Regions from separate parts of the Homo sapiens genome. Here region 2 is linked to region 1. A link is a contact called in ENCODE Hi-C or POLR2A ChIA-PET data. All regions are on one chromosome and are shown on one strand. The core of a region is the stretch at or near the end of the contact, and the rest is flanking DNA. Distances in the headings are between cores, read along the strand shown.

Region 1 (5,236 bases), core at 1,456-3,955:
TTTGTAGGGATGGGGTCTCACTATGCTGCCCAGGCTGATTTTGAACTCCTGGGCTCAAGTGATCCTCCCGCCTCAGCCTCCCAAAGTGCTGGGATTACAGGTGTGAACCACCGTGCCCAGCCCAAGGACCATTTGTTACTCGTTCCACCATCCTTCTCTCCCTGTAGACCATCAGCTCCATAAGGGCAGGAAGGAAATGGAAATCTTCTACTTTGTTCCCTATTGGGTCTTCAGGGCCCAAAACTGTGCCAGGTACACAGTAGGTGCTCAATAGGTACCAGATTGATCATGGAGTGATATGAGGCACGTGGGAGGCGAGAGGTGAGGAAGCCAAGAGACAGCTCGCTCTCTGGAGACACCCAGAAGGCATTTGACACATGGGGCTGGGTTGGAGACAGAGGTGCCTGCGTCATCCAGATGAAGATATGATTTATGATTTCAGCTATGGGAGCTGATTCACTAATTCCAGGGAGAAGGTGAAAGAGAGAAACAGTCCAGGTTCTTTTTTTTTTTTTTTTTTTTTGAGACTGAGTTTCACTCTTGTTGCACAGGCTGGGATTACACTTTGTAATCCCAGCATTTTGGGAGGCCGAGGTGGGCGGATCACTTGAGGCTGGGAGTTCGAGACCAGCCTGACCAACATGGAGAAACCCAGTCTCTACTAAAAATACTAAATTAGCTGGGCATGCTGGCACATGCCTGTGATCCCAGCCAATGGAGCAGCTAGGACTACAAGTGGGTGCACCAGCACGCCCAACTAATCATCGTATTTTTTGTAGAGATGGGGTCTCCTGCTGAGGCAGGAGAATTGCTTGAACCCAGCGGGGTGGAGATTGCAGTGAGCTGAGATCGCCCCACTGCATTCCAGCCTGGGCAACAGAGTGAGACTCTGTCTAAAAAAAAAAAAAAAAAAAAAAAAAAGTCAATGGGACAAGGGGAAGGGGACTTCCAGAACCAGGAAGCTGAGACAGACCAGATGGAGCGGATCATTGAGGAGTCCCTAAATCTCCCATCTGTAGGTCCAGCCCTAGGTTCTTTGCCTCTGCTGTCTTCTGGGTGTCTCCTCCTGACAACCTCCAGGCCCCTTAGAACCAGCAGGACCCAATCCAGGCTCAGCATGTCACCCCATACCTGCTTCTCTTCCCAGCTCACCATCACAGAAATAGCCCCACTATCCCCTGTCCCTAAATGGGAGACCCAGGTATTGTCCTCACCTCCTTCTATCCTTTCACCCCCACGAGCTCATGGTTTTCAGATCTTATCAGTTCTCCCTCTCCAGTCTCTCCCCAGCTGTCCCTTCCTCTCTCTCTCCAGGACTCCCAGATTGTCACCTCCCTCCTAGACCCTACCCCGGGCCTGACCACCCCCATCTTTCCTTTGGCCTCCCTTCCATCTCCGATTTGGTCTCCCCCACCTCCACACTGGCTTCCCCATGTCCATACTCATTCTCTCCCTGCCTCTTCTGTCAATGCAGCCAAAGGCGTCTGTGTCAAAAGCAACATGGCCATGGCCCTTCCTGCTCCAAACCCTCTCAGGGGTCCCCACTGCAACTGATGGAAACCAGGCTCCTCACTGCACCCCATGAGGCCCTGCAGGTATAGCCCCTGACTACCTGTCTATCCTTCTCTCCCACGGCCCCATCTATGAATCGTTCAGTTCTCAAAATAATGAACTCCTCACCTTTCCCAGACACACCAGGCATGCCCACAGCAAGAAACGAGCTTCCACCTTTTCCCCTTCCAGGGACAGCCCATGAAGCTCCTCTGCTCATCCCTCTTTCCACCCCCAGCTCTACACTGACTGCAGCAGCCCGGCAGGGGGAAGTGGGACCAGATGGACTGACGGGTGGACGGATGGGTGGATGGATGAATGGATAGATGGACAGATGCATGTATGGATGCATAGATAGAAGGATGGATGGGTGGATGGCCAGATGAATAGATGGATGGGTGGATGGATGGATGATGGACGGAGAGATGTATGGGTGGATAGATGGATGAGTGGATGGATGTATGAATGGATAAATGGGAACACATAAATGGATGGATGGATGGATGGATGGATGGACGGACGGATGCATGGATGGATGGATGGATGGATGGATGGATGGACGGATAGATGAGTGGGTGGCCAGATAAATAGATGGATGGGTGGACAGATGGATGAGTGGAAGGATGGGGGGAGCAGATGGATGAATGGATGGGCGGACAGATGGATGAACGGAAGTGTGGATGGATAGATGGAAGGATAGATGGGTGGATGGCCAGATGGATAGACGGGTGGGGGACAGATGGATGGATGGGCAGATGAACGGTTGAAGCAGCCCGGCCGAAATGCGGGAGAAATGGGGGGAAGCCCTGCAGAACGCATCGGCCCCTTCTTGACCTCGGCGGGCCTTAGCTTCCCCTCTGAACAAAGCGGGCGTGTGACCCTCTGCGCACCCCTAAACCGTGCACTCACCCGCTCAGGCCTCAGTTTCCCCCACTGTCCAGCGGGGGTGGGGTCCCGGGCTGGGAGCCACGCGAACGCCCCCACGGTCCTCTCTTCTCGGCCGCCTCCTGCCGGGTCCCCGACCGCACCCCCTCCCGTAGGGCACGGGTCACGTGACTCGAAGCCCACCTCCTCCCGGGGAGGGGCCGGGCCTCGGGGACCCAGCGCCGGAGCGTCGCCGGGCAACAGTGCCCGCCTGGTCTTCGCCTCCCAGCAGGGGCCCGGCCCCGCCCACTGGGCGGACGCCCCGCCTCCGAATCGATCACGTGAGGGGGCCGCAGCGCTCGAACAATCCCGCCCTCTCGTTGCCGTGACAACCGCCTTGTAGGCACACTCTTCTTAAATCCGGGCCCTTGGTCCCCCGCGCGGGCGCGGGTGGATCTCTCGGGCTCTGACTTGTTTTCGGGTCACCTTCAGGCTTCAGCCAGGCACCTGACGCCTCTTTCCCCTCACGGTGCCAGGGCCGGGCCGAACTACATTTCCCAGGAGGCTCCGCGGCCAGGTGCAAACAGCGCCGTGCTGACTACATTTCCCAGACAGCCTTGCGGCGGCCCGGGCCTTAAAGCGTCCATTTCCCAGCGGCCCTCCGCTGCGAGACCGCAGCCCTTCTCTGGAGTCTCAGAGCCGCAAGACACCACGACTCCCAGAGGACCTTGCGTCGGGCAAGAAAGACTACACCTTCCAGAGGCCTCTGCGGCGCCGCGACAGGAAGCGGCGGGCGAGCCGAGTGTCCTTGCGCGTGGATCCGAGCGACCATGGTGGCCCGGGTGTGGTCGCTGATGAGGTGCGTGGGGGCGCCGGAGGGGACCCGAGTCCCCGAAAAAGTCCATTTTTGTGGGCATCCCTGTCTCCAGTCTGGTCCCGATCTGCTCTTCGCTTCCCTTAGAGTCACTTCCCCTTCGTTCCCCGCCTATGGGCCAGATAGGGAAACTGAGGCTTCAGAGGGGCGGGGCTTCCCGAGGTCGCCAATCCCCTCCCTCCTGCTTCCCAGCGAGCCCTTGGCGTTCAGTTCGCGGTGTCAGCCTCCGCCTCCGAGCCTCAGTTGTCTTCTCTGTGAGGTGGGAATGCCGGTGAATCCTGCCGCTGGCGTGGATGAGAAGTGAATGCGTGCTCGGAGCTGCGAGTGACAGCGGGCAGGAGGCGCCCAGGGACACTTGGTTTCTCCAGGGCTGGAAGGCTTCTAGAAGGTCAAGATCTTACGTCTTCACTGCCCCTGCTCACTGTGGGACTTTGAGTGACCCACTCTCCCCCTCTGGGTTTCAGTTCATCAGTTCAAGTGGCGTCCAGCCGCCCTGCCTTGCACGTTGTAAAACGAGTGCTGTATATAATAGGGGTCTGGGTCGACGGTGCTGCACTACAGAGTGTCACCCTGTGGACGGTGAGCCCTCAGGAGGGTCTCACTCTCCCCGTGGGCCTTGGCCCCTGAGGGTGGCTGTCAGTGTCCGCTGAGCTTCTGCTCCTCCCGTCCCTGCCCGCAGGTTCCTCATCAAGGGAAGTGTGGCTGGGGGCGCCGTCTACCTGGTGTACGACCAGGAGCTGCTGGGGCCCAGCGACAAGAGCCAGGCAGCCCTACAGAAGGCTGGGGAGGTGGTCCCCCCCGCCATGTACCAGTTCAGCCAGTACGTGTGTCAGCAGACAGGCCTGCAGATACCCCAGGTACTACGGGCCGGGAACGAGGCCAGGGTTTGGCGGGTGGTCAGCTCTGGGAGGTCCCTCCAGCCCTGCACGATGTTGTCCTCCATATTGATGCTGACCTGATTCTCCGGCCTGTCCTCCTCCCTCCGCCTCTGGGGATGGGCTGCTGAGCCTTTTCACCAGTTCTTTCTGCCCATCTCTTTTTCCCAGCTCCCAGCCCCTCCAAAGATTTACTTTCCCATCCGTGACTCCTGGAATGCAGGTAAGGCACCCAGTTTCTTTGCTTGGAGGGAGACACCCCAGTCTAGCCCCTCTCCCCACTTCCTGGCCATTCCTTTCTGTCCATCCTCCTTCCTGCCCGACACGTGTCTCTTAGGGATCTAAAAGGGAAAGGAGGCCGAGCACAGTGGCTCACGCCTGTAATCCCAGCACTTTGGGAGGCTGAGGTGGGCGGATCATCTGAAGTCAGGAGTTCGAGACCAGCCTGGGCAACATGGTGAAACCCCATCTCTACTAAAAATACAAAAATTAACCGTGCGTGGTGGTGCACACCTGTAATCCCAGCTGCTGCTTGAGAGGCTGAAGCAGGAGAATTGCTTGAACCCAGGAGGCAGAGGTTGCAGTGAGCCGAGGTTGCACCACTGCACTCCAGCCTGGGCGACAGGGCGAGACTCCATCTCAAAAAAATAAAATACAAAAATTAGCCTGGTATGGTGGCGCACTTGTAGTCCCAGCTACTTGGGAGGCTGAGGCAAGAGAATCGCTTGAACCCAGGAGGCGAAGGTTGCAGTGAGCCGAGATTGCACTACTGCACTCCAGCCTGGGAGACAGAGTGAGACTCCATCCCCGCCCCCCACCCACCCCCCACCGCCCAAAACAAACTCTAGAGTTTCCCAGGGGTTGGAGGCTGGGTGAGGCTGGGAGGGGAGTATCACCAGTGGCCGTCCCTTTCCCACAGGCATCATGACGGTGATGTCAGCTCTGTCGGTGGCCCCCTCCAAGGCCCGCGAGTACTCCAAGGAGGGCTGGGAGTATGTGAAGGCGCGCACCAAGTAGCGAGTCAGCAGGGGCCGCCTGCCCCGGCCAGAACGGGCAGGGCTGCCACTGACCT
Region 2 (5,604 bases), core at 1,732-4,231, 4.1 Mb before region 1:
TTGCTCGAAGGCCCCAGTTTTTCCAGGTCTTTAATATTTAACTTACGTATTCATCAGAGCTACCACAAGGTGTTGGTGAAGGCTCACTGCTGTGGTTGCACATGGAGACCTAGCCTGCTGTAGGAAGATCTGCTGTTCTCACAGCCGCTTTTCCTTGGGGGAGGTGGATACTTCCCAGGAGGTAGAGTTTTGGGTCAAGACCCAAGGAGCAAGCTGGGGAGGCTTCTTCTCCCCCCTTGCTTCTTGGGTTCCTGGCCCAGAGGAAGGAGCTTGTATGTGGGTTTCTTTTGCTCTCACCTGACTACTTCCCTCTCTCCAGCCCTGTATGCTGGTGGTGCAGGAACCCCCTGTAACTGAGTAGGGATGGCAGGGAAGGGACACCTGGGTTCTGCCAAACTTAGAGGCACTCCCCTTCCCCTGCCAGAGTTCACAAGAAGGGAAATAATCTTAGGGGTGGAGGGAGGGGCATAGGAGTTTCCTCCCCCCATTACCTGAGCACCTCAGCAGGGCCGGGGTGCACAAGTCCCACCTGCCACCCCAGAATTCAGTCTGATATAGGAGGGCAACAAGCCAAGAAGACACACGTAATGCAGCCATAAAAAAAATGCAATCAGCTGGGCGTGGTGGCTCACGCCTGTAATCCTAGTACTTTGGGAGGCTGAGGCAGGAAGAACTTGAGCCCAGGAGTTCAAGACCAGCCTGAGCAACATGGCAAAACCCCGGCTCTAGAAAAAAATACAAAAATTAGCCGGGCGCAGTGGCTCACACCTGTAATCCCAGCATTCTGGGAAGCTGAGGCAGGTGGATCACCTGAGGTCAGAAGTTTGAGACCAGCCTGGCCAATATAGTGAAACCTGATCTCTACTAAAAACATAAAAATTAGCCGGACATGGTGGCGGGCGCCTGTAGTCCCAGCTACTCGGGAGGCTGAGGCAGGAGAATCACTTGAACCTGGGAGGCGGAGGTTGCAGTGAGCCGAGATTGTGCCACTGCACTCCAGCCTGGGTGATGCAGCAAGACTTCATCTCAAAAAACAAAACAAAAATTAGCCGGGCGTGTTGGCATGTGCCTACAGTCCCAGCTACTCGGGAGACTGAGGTGGAAGGATCGGATCACTTGAGCCCCAGAGGTTAAGGCTGCAGTGAGCTATAATTTCGCCACTGCACTCCAGACTGGGTGACAGAGAGAGACCCTGTCCCAAATTTAAAAAAAAAAAAAGATAATGAAATCATGTCCTTTGCAGTAACATGATTTTTTTTTTTTTTTGAGATGGAGTCTCGCACCCGTCGCACAGGCTGGAGTGCAGTGGCGCGATCTGGGCTCACTGCAACCTCCACAATCTCTTTCATATTCTTTTTTTTTTTTTTTGAGACGGAGTTTCGCTCTGTCACTCAGGCTGGAGTGTGGTGGCGCGATCTCAGGTCACTGCAATCTCCGCCTCCTGGCTTCAGGAGGCGTGCGTGTGTGTGTGTGTGTGTATATATATATATATATATATATACACACACACACACACACACACACACACACATTTTTTTTTTTGGACAGGAAGTAGAATTTATTGGTGAGTATTAATAGGGGGGGCAGCACATTGGAAGCCCTCATGAGTGCAGGGCCAGCCACTTGTCCAGAGGGCCACGATTGGGGATGTACTTGACCCCACAGCCATCTGGGATGAGCCGCTTCTCAGCCACCATGTCTTCAAATTCATCAGCATTGAACTTGGTGAAGCCCCACTTCTTTGAGATGTAGATCTTCTGGCGGCCAGGAAACTTGAACTTGGCCCTGCGCAAGGCCTCAATCGCATGCTCCTTGTTCTGCAGCTTGGTGCGGATGGACATGATAACTTGGCCAATGTCAACCCTGGCCACAGTGCCCTGGGGCTTTCCAAAGGCACCTCACATGCCTGTTTGGAGCCTACATTGTGGTAGTGCAAGGTTAGAAACATGAACATCCATCGGAAAGGCCTGTCTCCAAGGTCCCTTAGAGCAACCCATACAACCAACAGGCTGCGTACACTACCAAGGAAGCTGCTGTGTGCAGCCATTGCACACACACATTTTTATAGTTTCTTGGTGGACTTGCCAATTCAGAAAATATCTGTAGTATCAATGAAAGTGAAAAATTCAACAGGTCCTTTGGCCACGATATTCCAGTAATACAAATTTATCCTTGTGCATAGACATCAAGAAGCATCATTAAGTAAAAAAATAGAGTTCTCTGACTCTCTACCAAGCCATTCGCTCGGGGCCAGACCCACAGGCCTCGCCCCGCCTCAACCACGCCTTCATGGCGTAGTCTTCTCCCTGTCTCCGTCCCCCGCTCCCCACCTTCCGAGCGTCTCCATCGCTCCCCAGCCACGCCCTTGGCGCCTGGTCCTGCTGCAGCCTGGTTTCCGTCCAGACCACGACCTCTCGGCTAGGTCCTCGTCGTCAACCCCGCCCCCAAGGTCTCGCCCCGCCCCAGCCCCGCCTTCCAGCGGTTGTCCGAGCCTCTACCCGCCCTAGCCACGCCTCCAAGGCGTGGTTCTCGTCTGCAGCCCCACCTAGGCCTCGCCCCGCTCCAGCCGCGCCTTCCGGGCTTGATCCTCGCCCCACCCCAGCCACGCCTTCTGGACTTGGTCCTCGTCTCTAGCCCCGCCCCCTAGCCGCGCCCCAGCCCCGCCTTCTGGACTTGGTTCCGTTCTCTGGCTCCGCCCCTGAGCCTCGCCCAACTCCAGCGACGCCTTCCGGGCTTGGGCCTCGCCTCTAGCCCCGTCCCCGGGTCTCGCCCCTCCCCAGCCACGCCTTCCGGACTTGGTCCCCGTCTCTAGCCCCGCCTCCGATCCTCGCCCCACCCCAGCCACGCCTTCCGGACTTGGTCCTGGTCTCTAGCCCCGCCTCCGATCCTCACCCCACCCCGGCCACGCCTTCCGGACTTGGTCCTCGTCTCTAGCCCCGCCTCCGAGCTTCGCCTCACTCCAGCCCCGCCTTCTGGACTTGGTCTTAGTTCCCAGTCGCGGCCAAATCACGCCTCAGCCACCTCCCGCAAGCCTCTCACTGCCTCAGCCACGCTTTCCAGGCTGGTTTCTGGTCCCCATCCGCGGCTGGTCCGGCCCTGGGACCGAATCACTTCCCAGCGAGAGGAAGGTCAAATTTCTCGACCGGCTACGGGAAGGTCGCGGCCGCCGCCCTGTCAGCCGCCTCGGCGCCCCCAGGACCCCTCGGGTCTCTTTAACCGGAAGCGGAAGTGCGTGTCGGCGGGATCATGGCGACTTTGGTCGAACTGCCGGACTCGGTCCTGCTCGAGATCTTCTCTTACCTCCCGGTACGGGACCGGATCCGCATCTCCAGGTGCGGCCCCGCCTCCGGGGGGAAGGGCAGGGCGGAGGGCGCAGCTGGCACCTGGAGATGCGATGTGGCCCGGGGCTGGGGTCGTTCTAACCGCGCGTCCCCTCCCCCAGGGTCTGTCACCGCTGGAAGAGGCTGGTGGACGACCGGTGGCTGTGGCGACATGTCGACCTGACGCTCTACACGGTACGCGCAGCTGGCCGGGCGGGCCTGGGCCGCGGTCGCGGTGCCCGGACCCCGAAGACCACCTCTCCCACCCTGGGACTGTGTGTCGGGGCCCGGGCTGGGGATTTAGAGCCAGGCGATCCGGGGCCTATCTCGGCATCATCGCTTACCAGCTCCTCTTCGACCTCAGGGCCTCAATTTCCTCATCCCTGCAATGGGGATAAAGGACAGTACCTGCCTCACGGGGCTATTATGGGACTTCACTGAGATCACGCAGGGAAAGGGCTTAGAACAGTCTGGCACATATTTATCATTCGATAAATGCTAATTTATGACTATGTTATCAAGTTTTTGTTTTGTTTTTGAGACAGAGTCTCGCTCTGCTGCTCAGGCTGGAGTGCAGTGGTGCGATTGCAGCCTCGACCTCCCAAGCTCAAGCGATCCTCTCGCATCAGCCTCCTGAGTAGCTGGAACCACGGGCGCTCGCCACTACACCTGCTAATTTTTTATTTTTTGTAGAGACGGAGTCTCACTATGCTGCCCAGGCTGGTCTCGAACTCCTGGGCTCAAGTGATTCTCCCGACTTAGCCTCCCAAAGTGTTCAGATTACAGGCATGAGCCACAGCAACTGGCTCAAAACATTTATAGATATATTTGTTGCCCTTTTTGAAACTGTCTTCATAGATAATTGCTATTATAAAGTGAATTTGCACCCTTCCTTTTACGTTACTTCATATGTGTGTGTCCAAAAACAATTATAGTGTTAGTAATGTATTTCTGAACTTCGGGTAATGCTGTTCTACTATTTAGATAGTGTTCTACTTTTAAACAATTTTACTGTATATATCCATCTGTAACTCCCTTTAATACAGTTGCTTTTGAAGTTCTTTTTTTAAGGACAGAGTCTTGCTATGTTGCCCAGGATGGTCTCGAACTCCTGGACTGAAGCTGTCCCCCAACCTCAGTCTCCCAAAGTGCTGGGATTACAGGTGTGAGCCACAGTGTCTGGCCTGATAATATGAAACTTTTTCTCAGTTGTTGAAACTTAGTTGTTGGTTTTGCGAGGAAAAGTTGATTCGTCCATTGGTTTTGTGTGCATTTAAAATTTTACCAACTTTAACTGCTACCCTTGTGAGTTACCATTCGGTGGCCACTATTTCTAGTCAATTTCTGCTGACCCACACGGGTCTAAATTTGGCAAGGAAGATTTGATTCCTCTGTCAAAAGTAGCCCATAACATTTATGCTCTGCAGTTTATCTTTTTCTAATTTATTTTTTTGAGATGGATCTCACTCTGTCACCCAGGCAGTGGCAAAATCATAACATACTGCAACCTCCATCTCCTGGGCTCAAGCCATCTTCCTGCCTCAGCCGCCTGAGAAGATTCATTAAAACATGTTTCTTTCTCTCTTGGTTCATGATATGGTTTGGCTGTGTCCCCACCCAAATCTCAACTTGAATTCTATCTCCCAGAATTCCCACGTGTTGTGGGAGGGACCCGGGGAAAGTAATTGAATCATGGGGCCAGTCTTTCCCATGCTATTCTTGTGATAGTGAATAAGTCTCACAAGATCTGATGGGTTTATCAGGGGTTTCCTTTTTTGCTTCTTTCTCATTTTCTTTTGCCATCAACATGTTAAGAAGCGCCTTTCACCTCCCGCCATGATTTTGAGGCCTCCCCAGCCATGTGGAACTTAAGTTCAATTAAACCTCTTTTTCTTCCCAGTCTCAGGTATGTCTTTAGCAGCAGTGTGAAAACAGACTAATACTGTAAATTGGTAGCGGTAAGTGGGGCGTTGCTGAAAAGATACCCAAAAATGTAGAAGCATCTTTGGAACTGGGTAACAGTCAGAGGTTGGAACAGTATGGGGGGCTCAAAAGAAGACAGGAAAATGTGGGAAAGTTTGGAACTTCCTAGAGACTTGTTGAGTGACTTTGCCCAAAATGCTGATAGTGGTATGATCAATAAGGTCCAGGCTGAGGTGGTCTCAGATGGAGATGAGAAACTTGTTGGGAACTGGAGTAAAGGTGACTCTTGTTATGTTTTAGCAGAGAGACTGATGGCATTTTGCCCCTGCCCTAGAGATTTGTGGAACTTTGAACTTGAGAA

Evidence for each region. Hi-C counts contacts between places; a loop is a spot of excess contacts on that map. ChIA-PET counts read pairs that join two places held with the same protein, here RNA polymerase II (POLR2A). Pooled maps may share reads with other maps.
Region 2: a loop to region 1 is called in a pooled map, with 8 times the contacts of the local background. The contact joins the promoter of FBXL12 here to the promoter of HSD11B1L in region 1. A Hi-C loop is called at or near these places in 5 of 50 pooled maps. POLR2A ChIA-PET finds 5 or more read pairs at or near these places in 2 of 52 experiments (B cell and SK-N-SH).

What each region holds. Positions count from the first base shown.
Region 1 is chr19:5,678,496-5,683,731 of GRCh38, reverse strand. HSD11B1L (hydroxysteroid 11-beta dehydrogenase 1 like) reads right to left here and starts at 2,705. Exons shown (of 8, transcript NM_198706.3): 1 at 2,461-2,705. It overlaps MICOS13 (mitochondrial contact site and cristae organizing system subunit 13), which reads left to right and starts at 3,216. Exons shown (of 4, transcript NM_205767.3): 1 at 3,216-3,274; 2 at 3,969-4,146; 3 at 4,336-4,387; 4 at 5,084-5,236. The coding sequence starts at 3,246. The coding sequence ends at 5,181. RefSeq lists a silencer at 2,528-2,737 and enhancers at 2,788-3,257, 3,268-3,367, 3,388-3,467, 3,498-3,607, 3,988-4,127.
Region 2 is chr19:9,816,456-9,822,059 of GRCh38, reverse strand. FBXL12 (F-box and leucine rich repeat protein 12) reads left to right here and starts at 2,981. Exons shown (of 3, transcript NM_017703.3): 1 at 2,981-3,332; 2 at 3,443-3,515. The coding sequence starts at 3,247. It overlaps LOC124900430 (small nucleolar RNA SNORA70), which reads right to left and starts at 2,106; the gene lies at 1,966-2,106. It also overlaps the pseudogene RPL10P15. RefSeq lists silencers at 2,420-2,569, 2,790-2,879, 3,330-3,489.